2 separate regions of the Homo sapiens genome follow, and region 2 is linked to region 1. A link is a contact called in ENCODE Hi-C or POLR2A ChIA-PET data. All regions are on one chromosome and are shown on one strand. Each heading gives the region's core, a stretch centred on a gene start or an enhancer-like site at or near the end of the contact. The rest is flanking DNA. Distances are from core to core; before and after follow the strand shown. Region 1 overlaps DIS3L2 (DIS3 like 3'-5' exoribonuclease 2). Region 2 overlaps DIS3L2 (DIS3 like 3'-5' exoribonuclease 2).

Region 1 (4,884 bases), core at 878-3,377:
TCTTTGACGTTAGTAAAACCTGCATTAGGGAAGGGGAACCCTTGCAGCTGACCCTTAGATTTAAACCATGACTGCTTCTTGGGACAGGCCCAGTTTATTTCGGTTTTCATTGTTCAGTGAGCTGGGGCTCTGCTGCGAAGGCCAGAATCCTTTTGTTCTGTTTGCTCTCTGTCCTAAAGGCTGCTGCCAGACTGAGTTTCCCCAAATGCTGCTTTCCCCTTGCCACTCAAGAGCCTGCAGTCTTATTAAGTAAATATCATGGATCAGTAAGATTTCCAAAACTGTTTTGAAGACAAGATATAATAAGATTGTTGCCTTTTTACTTTACCAAGCAAGGACATTTTCTTTAAAAAGCCAGTTACCATCTACTATCTTCATTATTTTATAAATGAAAACATTTTAGCATGAAAACAAAGACGACATAATTTCACAATATGGAGCAGTCTTTTACGTTGACTTGGTTGAACTTGGTGGAAACCTATTTAATTGTCCTATCTTTTTCTCATTTTGTTTGATCTCAAACCAGCCTGTGAGAACGACTGGATTTCTACATCAAATCTAAGTGCCCCAGCCTTTGGGGGCCTCTGTCAGGTAGCCTGGTGTGGGTGTTCCCTGCTTCCCACTAACCCCTATCCTTCCTCCTCCCTCCTGCCTTGCCTCTGTAGAGTCTGGGCCTCCATTTGATCCCCGCAACCCTACACACCTCACTCCCTCTAGAAGCCTGCTCCAAATAGACTTCCTCTTCCTCCAATATCTCTGGCCCCATTCCCCATCTCTCCCCTAGGTGCCTGGTGCGGAACACCATCAGCTTTCATTCGTTTTGTTTTGCGGTTTTCTTTCTTTACTCCTTTTTATTTTCCTCCCTGCCTGCATTCTTGACTATAACTGTTAAGAAGGCAGATGTCTTACTGTTGCTTCCTTCAGATTTGTAAATCTAGCATGGTGCTGGGCACAGAAGAGGTATGCAGTCCTTTAGTGGGGCATCACTCGGCTAGCTCAGAGCTGTTCACAGTGATCTGATGTCACCTCTGAGGTCCATGGGTGCCCAGGGACACTGTGCCCATTGTATTGTCTACAAGGTGAAAATGTGGTACTGCTCTTCCTCAAGAAACTCCCACATTTTTAAAAGAGTGATAGTATTGTAGCACGGTTTGTTTTGCTTTATAATACTTCTTGATTCCCTTGTTAAGTGACATGGCAGATATTTTTAGACTAAAGACAATTTAAGAGCTTTAAATTATTTTAATTTTATAACTTTAAAATATTCCTTTTGATTTACCTTTTTAATTGCCCACATGTTTTTTTAGTATCTACCAGGTACAAGGTAATCTGCTAGGTGTCCGGGACAAAGACAAGGTTAGAACATGGTCACAGCACTCAGAGTGGCTTACTGTCTCCTGGAAGACGTAGAGGCAGATGGGACAGGGGTGCACAGGAAGAGCCTGGACAGCAGGTGTGCACGTGGCTGCTTTCGTGTTCTACAGTAACACCAGCTGTGGTTTGAAGGGGCCACTTTCAAAGTCAGTTAGAAATGTGGGAACTGTTTAAAAGTTTTCTCCTAGCAACTTGCTCTTATACTAGAAATGCTAAAAACAAATTAGAAATTATTTAATTGCTCCTTGAATCGTGACCTCCTGGGGTAAAGGAAATCTGCCAGAGTAGATGGAGATGAGGGCAACACCCAGGGAGGGAATCCCAACAGGTTTCTTATCTGCTTGTCAGCATGAGGCTGGTAGCCTCCTAAATAAGAAGATGTGCTAATGAATAGCAGAGTCTACTGGTTTCGAAGCACATTTGAACAGAGAGCTGTGACTGAGCTCTGAGAATGCTGGCTTGGCCATTAGGCAGTTTGAAACTGATTTGCTACTGTCAGTTTCGACCCGTAAATAACAGGGCGCTCTCCCCTTTCATTCTCCTGCCTGCCACCTGCCAGCCAAGCTCTCAGGCTTACCCACCTCCCTGGTGGCTATGCCAGAGCACAGCTGAGCTCACCTCGAGGGGAGCAGAGCTCCTATCTTTCCTGGACCCTCCTGGCTGCCTAGTTTCCTGGCTGGGATTCCTGACCCCTGGTTGCCAAGACTACCTTGTTGGTCCCTGTGGAGTTCTGTCCTGTTTGCCCAGAGGCCTCGCTCAGACTTGTTCCTTTTTGGTACATGTTTCCACTCCAGACTGCCCCAGGCCCCAACTCTCAGCTCTCCTGTTGCTACCAGCTTCCAGTCAATGACTGTTTATTTGAACATCTCCTGCGCAACAAGAGAATGTAGTGATCAAGAGCATGGACCCTGGGTCAGACTGCCTGGGTTCTGATCCCGACTCCCTCACTTAGCTGTGTGACTCTAACTCTTCTGTGCCTCAGTTTCCTTGTCAGTGAAATGGAGAGCATAACAGTACCTACGTTATAGGAATATTAGGTTAGATGAGATGTACCCGTAAAACACTTGGAACAGTGCCTGACACATAGCAAGCACCCAGCAGGGATTAGCTGTGTGGCCAGATGGTGAGAAAGGGCCCACTTCTGTCTTCACAGAAGAGCTACTTTAACACAGAGGTGAACTTGGAAGGACTACAGTAAACGATGGTGGCCATCAGCAGCCATGGCATGGAGACATCGCCTCCTTTATGATACTTCCAGTCGATCTGGGAGGTGGGGGAGGATTTGAAATGTAAATGCAAGGCAGAGTGAGCCTCATTGCCCCCTGCAGGGAAGCAGAACAGTCTGGTTTGGCTAGGTCCCTGAAGGGAGCTCCGTGGTGAGGGATCAGCCTAGGCATGGTGGTGCTGAGTTCCTTAATGGGGTAAGATTTGGGAGCAAGGAAGGCAAAGGGATGCAGCTCTGAACATCACGCCCCAAGTCACGCAAATGTGAGCTGCAAAGTATTTCATCCTGTTTTGATAACTAGGCCAGAGTGCATCACACCCGCTAACGTTGGTGCAGCTGGAATGTTTCCAGTTTTTGCTGTTATAAATAACACTGCAATTAATACTCTTATGCATAAAATTCAAAAATCATTTTGGATTATTTCCTTAGGAGTACATTCTTAAAATTACTAGATTGAAGGAAATTAACTTTTTTTTCTGTGCTACTTTTCTCTTTCTTACTACCTTTTATTATTTTATTATAAAAGTAATACATATTTATTTTATAAAAATTTAGAAATTGACCAAAAGCAGCCATTGTTCACCTATCACTGAGTAATAACATTTTTCTATATATCCTAAGGCGTGTACGTGTACATTTTTAGAGCTTTTGACTTTGAGATTACAGTCACACATTGCTTAATGACAGGGACACATTCAGAGAAATATGTCGTTAAGTGATTTTGTCAGTGTGCAACATCATAGGGTGTACTTAGACTAACCTAGATGGGATAGCCTACGACCCACCTAGGCTTTGTGGTTTACACAGTTGCTGCTCCTAGTCTACAGACCTGTACAGCATGTGACTGTGCTGAATACTCCAGGCAGTTGGAACAAGTGCTATGTATTTGTACACTTAAACGTAGAAAAGCACAATAAAAATATGGTATTCTAATCTTATGGGACCACTGGCAGATATGGGGCCCATCGTTGGCCAAAACTTTCTTAATGCAGCACATGACTGAATTTTCCAGAAAGGTTAGACTAATTTAGGTTTTCCTCAGCAGGAAACAATAGTGCATTGTTACTGCTTCTCACTAAATTGAGAGTTTGTTAATACGATAGATTGGAAATTGTGTTTCATTATTGCTTTGACTCGCATTTGTTTTCCTGCTTGTGGGCTCAATCAACTCTTCAATCCTCTTTTTGCCATTTCTGTGAAAGGGCACATTTTACCATTTTATATGGTATCACTAGAATCTTATAATACCTTAAGCACTAGACCTACCAGCCACATTTAGCTAAAAGCACTTTTTTCCCTGCTAAGGTATACTTACATACAGTAAAATCCACCCTTTTTAGTGTACAGTTCTGCAAGCTACACGTATAGTCATGTAATTGCCACCACAATCAAGATACAGAACAATTCCATCACCCCAGAAAATTCCCACGTGCCCCTCTGTAGTCAGTTCCTCTTCCCTAGCCTCAGCCCCTGGCAACCATTAACCTGTTTTGCCTCTTTATAGTTTTGCCTTTCCAGAATGTCACACAAATGGAATCATTCCGTTGGTAGCATTTTAAGTCTGGCCTGTTTCACTTAGCATGAAAGTGCATTTGAGGGTCGTCCATGTTGTTGTGTGTATCAGTGGTCATTCCCTTTTGTTGCAGAGTAGTATTCTGTTGTATAGATATACCACAGTTTGTTTATCCACTTACCAGTTGAAGAATATTTGGCTAGTTTCCAGTTTTTGGCAATATGAATAATGCTGTATTTGCCTACAGGCTTTTGTATGACCATTTTTTCCATTTTACTTGGGTAAATATTTGGAATAAGATTGCTCGGTCATATGGTTAAGTGTATATTTAACTTCATAAAGAACTTCCAGTTTTCCAAAGTGACTATACCACTTTGCATTCTCATCAGCAATTTTTTGTTTGTTTGTTTGTTTTTGTTTTTGAGATGGAGTTTCGCTCTTGTTGCCCAGGCTGGAGTGCAATGGTACAATCTTGGCTCACTGCAACCTCCGCCTCCTGGGTTCAAGTGATTCTCCTGCCTCAGCCTCCTGAGTAGTTGGGATTATAGGCATGTGCCACCACGCCCAGCTTATTTTTTGTATTTAATAGAGATGGGGTTTCACCATATTGGTCAGTCTGGTCTCAAACTCCTGACCTCAGGTGATCTACCCACCTCGGCCTCTCAAAGTGCTGGGATTACAGGCGTGAGCCACCATGGCCAGCTGAGAATTCTATTTCTTATGTGCTTGTCAGCACTTGGTATTGTCAGTTTTTTATTTGTTTTGTTTTTTA
Region 2 (4,884 bases), core at 941-3,440, 39 kb after region 1:
GACTGCTACTCCTCATTTTAACCTTGTGAGGAGGTTTTGCCTTGGCCATTTTACAGAAGGATCTCATGGCTGTACATTTGAACAAGGATTCAAACAGATCTGTCTGACTTCAAAACCCATGCTCTCTTTACTGCTCCCTGATTCCTTGGTAGAATATTGAACGTGAACCCACGAGGTCGTAAAAATACCACTTTTGTCATAGATGACCGAGAGAAAAGTTGCTAAACTATTATTGCCTCACAGGTATATGCAGCATCTTTTCCTTTCCCCAGTAACCTCCTACCCCAAATCTCTTTATATCCCTGTGTTTTAGTCCATTTTCATGCTACTGATAAAGACATACCTGAGACTGGGCAGTTTACAAAAGAAAGAGGTTTGTTGGACTTACAGTTCCACCTGGCTGGGGAGTCCTCACAATCATGGCAGAAGGCAAGGAGGAGCAAGTCACATCTTACAAGGATGGCAGCAGGCCAAGAGAGGGCATGTGCAGAGAAACTCCCATTTTTAAAACCATCAGATCTTGTGAGACCCATTCACTATCATGAGAACAGCATGAGAAAGACCTGCCCCCGTGATTCAGTTATCTCCCACCACGTCCCTCCCACAACACATAGGAATTATGGGAGCTACAAGATGAGATTTGGGTGGGGACACAGAGCCAAACCATATGACACTATCACCTGCCCCATCCCACCTTTCCCTGATTTCCATTGCCATGGAAAGGAGCCCTCTGGGCCTGCCTGTGGCCCTAAAGGGCTGCAGCCCTCCTCAGCACCGGCCCAGCACCCACTGGGCCCAGTATAGGGCATTCTCCAGCCTGTGCTGTCATTCTGTCGCCTGTTGTCTGGTGCTGGGAGGTAGGATTGAAGGCTTTCCTCCTGGGCGGGCTGCTCAGGTTGCAAGGTAGATCCTATATTTTTAAGCCCTGTAGAGTCTCAGCTGTCCCATTTTGAGGGTTATGCATCCTACATGGGTTCACAGAATCCCTTTCGCTGAGACTTGGAGGAATGAAGAGGACAGAGAGGGTCGAGACCCAAACCGAGCAGGCCCCGGAGGCCTCAGGGCCCTGGGGCTGAAGGGAGCTCCCTAGCCCGAGAATGCCCCTCACTATTCTCACACTCCACCTTTTGCAGCCCAAATACCCATGGATGCCCCAAGAGATTTCCCTATGAGACAGAAAATTCTAGAACACCAGGAACTCTCAAAACTAGATATTTCAAAACTCTTAAAGACCTTAAAGAGTAAATGTTTTCATTGTCGATTTAACATAGAGTTACATTAAGCAGCTAACACTTTCCCTTTCTTGAATAAGATTTCCTGTCTGTCACGTTGCCATTTGCTTTCTTCATGTTTTTGCGATGGACTGCAGCTCCCTCCATTCTGGGGAGCCTCCTGGCGCTGCAGCAATCCAGCATGACTCGGAGCTCTTTGATTTTCTTTCCCAGTTACTTTATAGCACATGAAGATGTGTTCTTACCAGTGACAGAGGGTCGGTGAGAATGACCATTTTTGTTTTCCGTATATCTGTACCTGCCACATCCATACCTTTCTCAGAAGGTCCTGGAATGACTCGTTTCTCTCTCTGCCTCTCTGGGTATTTCTCCAACCACAGGTTTGCATCCCCAGGGGGAAGCCAGCTCTCTGGTCCCTCATGCTAAGCTTTTTAAGCAGATAGTACTGCCAGGCGGTCTTTAAACCCAAGGAGGCTTGCCCCTTCCCAAGACTTCAAGGAGTTCTAGAAGAGACTGTGATATTCAGGCCAGGTCCCTGTTTGATGAACAGGGACACTCAATTCCTGGCAAGTGGGGTGAGCGCCTCCAGCCCTCCCCACCCCCATACCGGTGTGCTGGCCCAGACCCAGGGCATATTCAGGTACTTAAAGTAGCAAATGTCTCTGCTGTAAAAACCCTCACTCCGGTACTGAAAGCCCAGAGCCCAGGCTCAGGCCACAGAGGTCTGAGATATACTCTCAAGGAGGTTAGCCCATAAAAGAAACAGGTCATAGGACTGCATGTTGGGTTTGAGCCTGAAGAAAGGTGCCCATGGTTGTCATCTTCTGTGGCTGCCTGGCAGGTAACCAGATGTGCTTGGCTCTCTTAGCTTTTGGCTGTGCTATCTGTGGGGTAGTGTTTCTGATCTGTCTTCACTGCCACTCCCAGCTCTCTGAGGCTTTGTGGCTTTTTCTTGGTGGTTGGGCAGGAAGCCTCTAGAGCCTGAAGGAATTGCTGTGCTTGATGACAGGCACAGGCTATCAATGGCTATAAATCGCCTAGTGGCTGCTTCACGTATTGAAGAAGAACATGTTTGCTGTCTGTTCTGCGGATGCTTCTCTGATGGCCGGAACACAGCTGCGAAAAGATTTCGTAGAGTGACTCAGAGCAAGCGCCCAGCTCATGCCCACTGAATTAAGCAAGAGGAAGTGGCCAACTTCCGCAGCTGCTCTGAAAGCCCAACACAGCAAGGCCTGGCTGAGATGAACAACATAGATCATTCCACTGACTTTGGGCTACCCCCAAGCCAACCCCATGTGACCCCACACCTACCCCAAAGCTAGGTGAGACCCAGGGTCCACCCTCCAAGCCCGGGTTACCAGTAGGGGGTAGGTGCCAAACTGGAGAGTAGACTGTGATGAATGGGTAGCAGAGATGGCAGAGGACATGGCTCATCACCTGGGGTCGGGGACCCCGCTCTCAGCAGCTCCCTTCCCTGAGTGCCCTGGCATTGGTGTGTCTGTGTGTTCGCGAGCCCTGGCATGCCACTGCGGCTTCACAGTAGCCTCCTGGGCAGCGGCTCATCAGCTTCCAGCACAGCCTTTGTTGTTCTATAAATCTGTTAATGTTTGTGCTACCTAGAATAAGAAGGAAGGAGTCATTCTACAGAGAGGATTTATTCTTCCAGGCGCCAAAACCTTGTTCCTTACGATTATGTCCTGTTCTTTAATGGGGTCCCCTGTACTCCACAGTGTCATTCGCCTCCACACTAGATGTCCACACAATGCTGTGTATTTTCACTGATTTTGCTGGGGCCCTGCCCTGTCTTTGTCTCTGCCTTTACAGTCAGGGCCAGTTGTCACTTCTCCGTGGCTGTCCGGAGAACCTGTAGCACCCTCTCCAGCCACTCCAAGCATGAGGCTTTGTGGGGAGCGTGGAATCTGTGAGGAAGCCGAGGCAAGCTGTTAGGATTCTGTTCAATGGGAGGAAAGGCTCTGAGTGAGGTGGGAAGGAAGGACTTCCCAGGAGGCACACTTGGGTTCCCGGCCCCACCTCTGCGCTGGCTGCCCACAGGCCCTGCTTCTGCCTATTTCCTGGTTCTGCTTCATGTTTCAAAGACATAAGATCAAATGTGATTAAGTTTTAGGTAAGCAAGATATTGTGCTTATTATTGAATTGTTCTTCTTTAGTTTAACAGCCCTCCAGTTTAATCTAAATCTGTTTCCTGTCATTAAGTCTTTGGTGTAGATAAAAGATCAGTTAGCTGGTCGCTATCTTTTGTGTCATAAATCTTCTAGGAAACCATTGTTGTGATTTTTCATTGTACCGTTCCTGAAGAGGAAGGAACTTTTCATTCCTTTGGGCTTTTTTCCTGGTGAATTTCCCAGCTGTTAGTGTCATCGAGCTTAACTCTCACATCCTTAAGGCAGCATTAGCCTCAGAACCACCAGTACCTCGCTGTGTGCCCTGGGAGGCAGGTTATTACCCTTGGCTTCATGACCCATGGACAGTCCTTGCAATGGAAGGGAAACACATTTGTGGGTAGAGTGTGGAGAATGTGTGTGAAAGGCTTTCCTCGCCCAGGCAGTAAGTGCTGCGGAAACAAGCCACTTTTTATGCTAATAAGATTTGGACAGGGGTTGGGAGGTAGGGGAGTGAGTGTGTGTTGATCTGATTCCCTGTGCCCAAGAGCAAGGACAGTCACTTCATCCCAGCCCCTGCACAGTGTTGGGAACACAGAGGTGTTCAGCAGATGCTGGACAAATGTCTCCTGGGAGTATGCAGTATTTGCTCTTTTTTCCTCTCATGTTCTGTGTTCCTAACATTCTTCTATTTTGGCGGGGTGGGGAGGTAGAAGGTAGGCAGAGTCTCACTCTGTTGCCCAGGCTGGAGTACAGTGGCCCGATCTCTGCTCACTGTAACCTCTGCTTGCCGGGTTCAAGCGATTCATGTGCCTCAGCCTCCCGGGTAGCTGGGATTACAGGTGCCCTCCACCACGCCTGGCTAATTTTTGTATTTTTAGTAGAGATGGGGTTTCACTATGTTGGCCAGCCTGGTCTCGAATTCCTGGCCTCAAGGGATCTGCTCACCTCAGCCTCCCAAAGTGCTGGGATTACAGGTGTGAGCCACCACTCCTAGCCTCTTCTATTTTTTAATTACACCTCTAATTGTCTCTGAATTGTCACTGAATTAATTGTCTCCTTAATTCAGTGCAGAAGGTTTTCATAATAACACTAATATTTATGGAATAGTTAACAATAGGTCAGAGCTTATAATGTTAAATAAGATAACAAAGTTTATCTCATTTAATCCTCACTAGAATAACCCTGCGAGGTAGGTAGAAGAAGTTAGAGAGGTTAAGTAGTCTGCCTAAGGTTACCCAGGTTGTGTGTGGTTGACAGTGCCCTACCTTTCCCCCCTGACTTTAGCAATACAAGAATACTGGCAAGTTGCTGCTGCCCTCTGGGCTCTGTTATAAAGTGAAGCTGCCGATCCACAATGGAGAACCCACTCCTGCAAGGCCAGGCCTCCACAGAGGCCAGAGGCCAGAGGCCAGTAGTGGTCGGGGTGCCCAGGAAGCTGGGCTCAAACAAGGGTAACTTGCAAGAATCTTCAGGAAGCCCTTATATTCAGAATTGTGTTCTGTGCCACATGGGCCCTTTCCCACCATCAA

What was found. A loop is a pair of places that touch in the nucleus more often than their neighbours do. ChIA-PET counts read pairs that join two places held with the same protein, here RNA polymerase II (POLR2A). Pooled maps may share reads with other maps.
Region 2: a loop to region 1 is called in a map with no recorded cell type, with 6 times the contacts of the local background. The contact joins two enhancer-like sites. A Hi-C loop is called at or near these places in 7 of 168 maps with a recorded cell type or tissue (CD4-positive, alpha-beta T cell, CD8-positive, alpha-beta T cell, endothelial cell of umbilical vein and 2 more), 1 of 37 single-sample maps with no recorded cell type and 8 of 50 pooled maps. POLR2A ChIA-PET finds 5 or more read pairs at or near these places in 10 of 52 experiments (CD4-positive, alpha-beta T cell, CD8-positive, alpha-beta T cell, MCF 10A and 6 more).

Annotation. Positions count from the first base shown.
Region 1 is chr2:232,274,421-232,279,304 of GRCh38, forward strand. All of the region lies in intron 13 of DIS3L2 (DIS3 like 3'-5' exoribonuclease 2), which reads left to right. Among named protein-coding and RNA genes, the nearest start is that of ALPP, 100 kb to the right of the region's middle. RefSeq lists silencers at 1,793-1,842, 1,893-1,942, 2,479-2,773 and an enhancer at 2,419-2,934. Within about 2 kb of position 2,128, at least 2 of the 41 ENCODE cell types and tissues checked have a DNase peak (open chromatin) inside an H3K27ac peak, as active enhancers do.
Region 2 is chr2:232,313,386-232,318,269 of GRCh38, forward strand. The region is part of intron 14 of DIS3L2 (DIS3 like 3'-5' exoribonuclease 2); the gene reads left to right. Among named protein-coding and RNA genes, the nearest start is that of ALPP, 63 kb to the right of the region's middle. RefSeq lists an enhancer at 1,984-2,153. Within about 2 kb of position 2,191, at least 22 of the 41 ENCODE cell types and tissues checked have a DNase peak (open chromatin) inside an H3K27ac peak, as active enhancers do.